Linked DNA regions of Homo sapiens: region 1 is linked to region 2. A link is a contact called in ENCODE Hi-C data. All regions are on one chromosome and are shown on one strand. Each heading gives the region's core, a stretch centred on a gene start or an enhancer-like site at or near the end of the contact. The rest is flanking DNA. Distances are from core to core; before and after follow the strand shown.

Region 1 (3,260 bases), core at 359-2,858, 7.2 Mb after region 2:
AAACTCCCGTTTCTATAAAAATACAAAAATTAGCTGGGTGTGGCGGCGCATGTCTGTAGTCCCAGCTACTTGGGAGGCTGAAGCAGGAGAATCGCTTGAACCCGGAAGGCGGAGGTTGCAGTGAGCCAGGAAAGCGCCCTTGCACTCCAGCCTGCCGATAGAGTGAGACTCTGTCTCAAAAACAAACAAAAAACCCCATAAATTCTAAACTGACTAGGAAACAACTATACTTCCGAAGCCTGTGACGGATCTCAGAATACCACAAAGTTCCCTGGACAGAAATTTAGCTACAAACATAGGCAGGGCGCAATGGCTCGTCTGTAATCCCAGCACTTAGGGGGCGGAGGCAGAGGATCGCCTGAGGTCAGGAGTTCGAGACCAGCCTGACCAACATAGTGAAACCCCATCTCTACTAAAAATACAAAAAATTAGCCCGGTGTGGTGGCATGCGCCTGTAATCCCAGCTACTCGGGAGGCTGAGGCAGGAGAAATTGCTTGAACCCAGGATGCGGAGGTTGCAGTGAGCTGAGATCAGGCCACCGCACTCTAGCCTGGGTGACAGAGTGAGACTCAGTCTCAAAAAAAAAAAAGTTAGCTACAGACACAGTTCTCAAGTCTGAACTTACATATTTAAGGACGCATGAAAACAATCAAGCTTATATTTTGTCAATACAAATGGCCAGAAGGATTCCCTGGCCATTGCAATTTCAAAAATTTTGGAAATATTTGCAGAGGTATTGTTAAAAACCTAAATGATTCATTTATGTAAACCAAAGAAGCGTAGTCAATTTTTTAAAACGGCATACCTTATGAAAGTGATTTTTTTAAAAAAGGTAACAATGTCTTTTGAAAACTTACTTCTCATATTAACGTCTATAGGATTTACACTGGCAGCGTGAACTTTGACAATGACTTCATTTGGATAGTGTATGATAGGCATCATCATGTTCTGAGTGAATCGAAGCACTTCATTCTTCCCATATTTATCTATCACCCAAGCAGGCATGACAGTGCTCCTAGGAGAGGTAGTACTAATCCTTCTAACTGAAGGCTTTTGGACAACTTTGCTTCTCCAGAAGCAAACCGCAGTGCATGCATTTCTTCTAAGTACACAAGTCTTCAGAAATTCCATTGTAAACACTGGTTGAACTGCGTGCTCAAATTCAAATACACTTGGACTGGATCAAACTCTCACCCCTGAATTCAGTCAAATTCTGCCAAACCACGGGCTAGTTTCAAAATTAAGCATGCAAAACGGAGCATTCGAAAATGAAGCTAATCTAATGGAGAAACTGAAAGAAGAATACGGAACTGTTATTCCGCTCTTCGCATATGAAATGCTCGAATTAACGTTCCAGTCAGTATTCTGTCCATTCTCCTCCCTCACTTTCACCCCCTCCACTTTAAAAAAAAAAGGGGGGGCGGGGCATTAAAAAGCAGGTGCGCAAACCCCCTAGATCCCTGCCCTGTCCTGGGAGCCCTCGGCGGGACAAGCAGACACCGCTCGCGATCCAACGCCAGAGAATCGAACGCTTGCCGACTGCCGCCGCGACCCTGGCCCGGAATCTCCTTGCCTGCCCGCTCTCCTTAGCCGCCGGGATGGCTTTGCGGCGCCAACCAATCGCCTACAAAGATCATTTCCTCGGGCTGCAATTCAACCAATCCAAGTACTCGGTGTTGAAGGGCTCAGTGACAATTAAAGATGGCTGCGCCCATGTAACATCACTAGCGACCGGTGACCTCTTTTTCCCCCTTGCCTGGCTCCTGTGGTGGCAGGCTGGGCACGAGGACCATGCTGGGCCGGAGCCTCCGAGAAGTGAGTGGAATTGGCCCGCTGAGGCCCCCGGGAGGGCGGAAAGTTTAACGGACTTCGTTGACAAAGAGTCCCTGGGCCTTACCACGCATCTTGGCCCACCTCGCTGCTTCCTCTAGAACTGAGTGGGGGATAAGTACCTTTCGATTCTTCGGGTGTACTCGCCGTACCCATTCAGGAGTTAGGACCTTAGCAGGGAAATCTCTGCACCGCGGATCTGTAGGGTGGTGAAGCGGCTTCTCACCATTAGACATTTGCTCTGGTGTAGGTCGGGATCCGGATGGTCTCGGAGTGGGCTTTGCCAAAGGGGGCTTGCGGGGCCACTTCAGTCTCTCTTCTGTCCCCGACACTTAGCTGCAGTTGTCGCTAAGAAGCCCGGCGAAACTGTAGTTTGCAAAATTCAAATGAGTAATTTTTGGCTTTTTTCAAAGAATTCGTTCTCTAGGATTTACCTACCACTAAGATACCAGTGATTTCCTAACCCGTGTCTCCATGTCCTGGACGTCGTGTTTGAATTCTAGACTGTATTTGTGAATGCTTTCTGGGCAGTTCTTCTAAATGTCACATAAGCACCCTCAAATTCACTTTAATCGGTGTTGAAGTAATCATTGTAACAGGACTTACCTCTCAACCCCCGTCTTAAAAAAGCTCTGGTATTTCTGAATTCTTAATAGACTCTTTTTAATGGCACAACTATTATCTCATTTGCCTTTAGATTCTTCCTCATCTTTCATATCCAATAAATCACTAAGCCCTCTTCATTCTATCTTGCAGATATGGCTGGAATCTGCCCTCTTACGTTATTTCTGCTGTTATAGCTTTAATTCGGGTCTTTTTGCTTCCTGGTTCACGTCACTCAACCTTAGAACTGTCTGCAGGCCCATTGCTATCAGAGTCACATAAAGCACCTGTTGAAACTAAAACTATGCCCCACTCTAGACTTAATTAGAGCTGTGTGGTAAGTTCGGGAGTATGGTTTAATGGAGGCTCCAGGTGATTTCTGGTAAGAAGTAGGCGCTGATGACCTAAACTGCCTTCCATCTTCCTTTTTATTCCACCCTAGAAGTTGTCGTTTTGTTTGTTTCCCAGCTGGCAGCGTGGAATTATAATTATAGATAGCTGTAATATATAATGAGAAATTGAAATCCACAGGCTTTAAATAATAGTTCTTCCCCCAAAATACATTATTATGTTATCATTTTAAATTGCGTCGAATCAAATTTGTTCTTTAAAAAATAAATATGCCCGGCGCGGTGGCTCACGCCTGTAATCCCAGCACTTTGGGAGGCCGAGGCGGGTGGATCACGAGGTCAGGAGATCGAGACCATCCTGGCTAACACGGTGAAACCCCATTTCTACTAAATATACAAAAAATTAGCCGGGCGTAGTGGCGGGCGCCTGTAGTCCCAGCTACTCGGGAGGCTGAGGCAGGAGAATGGCGTGAACC
Region 2 (3,644 bases), core at 1,108-3,607:
CTACTTTATGTGACATGCATTTTAGTATATACTGAAATACTTGCAGCTTGTAGCTCAAAAGACTATTTTAAAAGTGGAGGACAAGCATGGCGGCTCATGCCTGTAAACCCAGCACTTTGGCAGGCCAAGGTGGGTTCATCACTTGAGGCCAGGAATTCGAGACCAGCCTGGCCAACATGGCGAAACCTCCACTCTACTGAAAATACAGAAATTAGCTGGGCATGGTGGCATATACCTGTAGTCCCAGCTACTTAGCAGGCTGAGGCAGGAGAATCACTTGAACCCGGGAGGCAGGGGTTGCAATGAGCCAAGATTGTGCCACCACTGCACTCCGGTCTGGGAAACAGAGTGACACTCTGTCTCAAAAAAAAAAAAAAAAAAAAAAACTGGAGAATTGGAGAGTCGGTTATAAATACCCCCCCAATAATAATTTAAAAATAAATGTAGCGAGAGCGCCCAAAATGACACCCTAGTAGCAACAAGCACACCTAGGCACGAGAACTTGGTTTTAATACCATTCTTCAATAAAAGGAATCAGAGATCTTTAAAGAAATAGCTGACTCTAGGACTGCGACAGGAAATATAAAAGATGAGTCTGGGGCATGTATACTGCCAGGAAGCAATAAAGTGCTAAAAAAAAAAAAATTGATAGGAACATGTCAAAGGAGAACAGTAGACAACTCGAAGAGCTGCCAATGGCCAAAGCTGGTACAATTTGAGCAACAAAATAAAGAAGTACTGGATTATAATATAAGTTATGTAATAAACATCCACAAGCCCATAAGGATATGATAAAATAAACTAACAAATAAATGTGAGGGAAGACACAAATCTCCCACAGAGAATTCCAAATAAATTATGTAAATATTCCACCCTAACTGAGGAAGAGCACAACTGTCCATTCAGTAAGCGTGGGCTCTGCAAAGTGACTTCCTTCCAAAGAGAACAGTATAAAAAGGGGTGGGGGAAGTAACTTTACAGTGGATAAATCTAACAAACGCTACTCCAGAAGGATGATCAAGGTCAGTAATAATGTGATAAGTCACCTTGATAGTATGTATCCTTGATAGCATGTGTTGAAAAGGGCATCTTACCTCTGTGATCTTCCCCTGATATAGTCCGTAAGGCCATTTTAATCATGAGAAAATCGTCTGGCAAATTCCAATAGCAGGGCACCCTACAATATACCTGACCATACTCCTCAAAAAATGTCAAGGTCACTGTATTAGTTTGGTATGCTTGCCATAACAAAGTACCAAAGACTGGGTGGCTTAAGCAACAGAAATTTATTTCCTCACTGTTCTGGAGGCGTATAGTGTAAGCTCTATGGGGTTGATTTCATTCTAAGGCCTCTCTCCTTGGCTTGTGGATGGTTGTCTTCTCCCTATGTCTTCACATGATCATCCCTCTGTATCCTACTCTCTTCTTATAAGGACAGCAGTTATTAATATATTGGGCTAAGGTCCACCCTAGTGACCTCATCTTCTTTAAAGACCCTCTCTCCAAATACAGTCACGTTCTGGGGTACTGAGGTTAGGACTTCAAGATACGAATTTTAGAGGGGCACAAGTCAGCCCTTAACAGTCATCAAAAACTAGTTAAGCCTGAGAAACTGTCACAGCCAAGAATATACAGCCTAAGAATATACAACAACTAAATGTAATGTGATATCCTAGCTGGCATCCTGGAACAGAAAAAGGACTTTAGGTAAAATGTGAGGAAGTAGGAATAAACTATGGACCTTAGTTAATAATTTATCATTATTGGTTCATTAGTTGCAACAAATGTACCATACTAACATCTATTAATAAGAAGATAAACTGTGTGTGTAGTGGGGACGTCGTATGTGCTCAACGTAAACAAAAACTGTTCTAAAACATAAAGTCTATTAGTAAGTTAAAAAAAAAAACTCTCAAGAACATCTTTAAAGAACTGTTTTCTCTATAAGCCCTTTGCCACTTTACAAAAAAATTCCACAAGTAAAATCTTTAGTAGTCTGGTTGCTGTTGTTTTCGCCCTGCTGCACTCAAATGAGGAATTCTAAGTTTATTTTGTTTTACTTGGGGGCAGGGGGAAGTAAAAAGATGTAAAAGATTAATGTTGAATTAAAATCTTAAGCTAGAATGTTAATTTAACAACCCACAAACAAATTTGTCTAATGCTCAATTTGTTCAGATGACGATACTATCCACCACAGGGTAAAAAACTGAAATATTGGATACTACCTTTAGCGAAGCTTAACACATAATATCCATCATTGGGTAAGAACACACGAAAAACACAAACTAAGGAACTGCGCCTGCGTAGTCAGAGCCTCAAAGGGTATAAGCTCCAGGTCGCGAGCCCCCGCCTCCTCCGCCCCCATGAACCCCCTTCCCACAAGGGGGTTCCCACTGCGCACGCGCAGTGTTTAACGGCCGGTCAGGAACCCAACAATTAGTCCCTTCTCGTCCGAGAGGAAACTCTGTGAGAAGATGGGACCGTGAGCACTCTCTTTAACAAGGACATTTCCTTTTCAGCGAAAGCAGCGCTCTGATTTACCAAGTCTGGCGGACCGCAGCGCTTTAAAGGAATGAGGTTCCAGCGGTCGCGCCAAGCAGCGTACGCAGCCTATTTTAAGTTATGCTACCTTCGCCACAGAAACCAAGAACGTTGTAATGGTCCGGCAAGTGCCCACGTATAATTGTTCTCCATCACTTACCCACTCTAGTTCGGGAACACCCTTGTCGCCGCCGTTCCGGTAACACCTCTCCAACGCTTTCGATGCTTCTACTTCTTCGGGAACAAGACAAGATGGCGCCCGATTTGTCTCACCCGGAAGTAAAGAATAATAACATCCGTTTGTCATCTGAAGCCATACCATCTCTCATCCAGGTTTGTGAACACGTGATTGTGCGGATTGACATGTTTCGGCGCCATTTTTTTTGTGGGCAAAACCATCTCTACTCTGGTCAACACCGGGCAACTGAACCATTCCTGCACGTTACTTTTTAACGTAGCTGGCGCCATTCCCGACCCATCTTTATAGTGGCCAGAAAGCCAAGAACGTAAGTGTTCTACACATAGGGCGCCTTCAAATTTTTTACTTTAGCAACGTGATCTTCCTTTAAGGGGAAGTATGTTCCCTCCTAGAAACACTCCCGCCTTGGAGAAGGGGTTGAGTTCGCAACTCCACTTACAGACTACGGAGGAACCCCAGGGTCAAACCAAACCAAACCAATTCTGGCCAGTTGCTTAGCGCAGTTCAAGTTACTTAGTGCGCTGGAAGCGGCATTTCAGGCAATCCAACTTCTGGCTCGAACCTTCTCGGAGTATTCCAAGGATGGAATACTCTCACTTGAGCGCTGCCGAGGGTGCCGCTTGAGGAAAACGTGAGTTTGTGAAGGTGAGCAGTCTGGGTCGGTAGCGAAAGCGGAGACCTTAGCTGACCCCGCAGCTGTCTTTCTCTTTGTTAACCTCAACACATCGCGCCCCCTTCCGGGAACACTTGCTCTTCTCTCCTTGGCTTAACTAGTCCCGGTTTTTCATTCTTTATCCGTGACTTTTAGGGAACCGTGGGGGGGAAGTCTGGTTTCCGTCCTGCTGCTTTCCTTCAACTACAAGATGGCTTCTCAAAAGGACGCATGCAATGCCATTCCTCAAAG

What was found. A loop is a pair of places that touch in the nucleus more often than their neighbours do. Pooled maps may share reads with other maps.
Region 1: a map of CD4-positive, alpha-beta memory T cell shows a loop between it and region 2 (15-fold over the local background). The contact joins the promoter of RTN4IP1 here to the promoter of PNISR-AS1 in region 2. A Hi-C loop is called at or near these places in 1 of 168 maps with a recorded cell type or tissue (CD4-positive, alpha-beta memory T cell), 1 of 37 single-sample maps with no recorded cell type and 8 of 50 pooled maps.

The regions. Positions count from the first base shown.
Region 1 is chr6:106,627,890-106,631,149 of GRCh38, forward strand. RTN4IP1 (reticulon 4 interacting protein 1) reads right to left here and starts at 1,609. Exons shown (of 9, transcript NM_032730.5): 1 at 859-1,609. The coding sequence starts at 1,132. It overlaps QRSL1 (glutaminyl-tRNA amidotransferase subunit QRSL1), which reads left to right and starts at 1,689. Exons shown (of 11, transcript NM_018292.5): 1 at 1,689-1,816. The coding sequence starts at 1,793. RefSeq lists enhancers at 1,691-1,830, 1,861-1,920.
Region 2 is chr6:99,422,514-99,426,157 of GRCh38, forward strand. It overlaps PNISR-AS1 (PNISR antisense RNA 1), which reads left to right and starts at 2,358. Exons shown (of 3, transcript NR_125843.1): 1 at 2,358-2,601; 2 at 2,711-2,874. It overlaps PNISR (PNN interacting serine and arginine rich protein), which reads right to left and starts at 2,795. Exons shown (of 12, transcript NM_032870.4): 1 at 2,702-2,795. RefSeq lists enhancers at 2,096-2,616, 2,437-2,906, 2,598-3,644, 2,617-3,136, 3,137-3,644 and 3 more and a silencer at 2,273-2,453.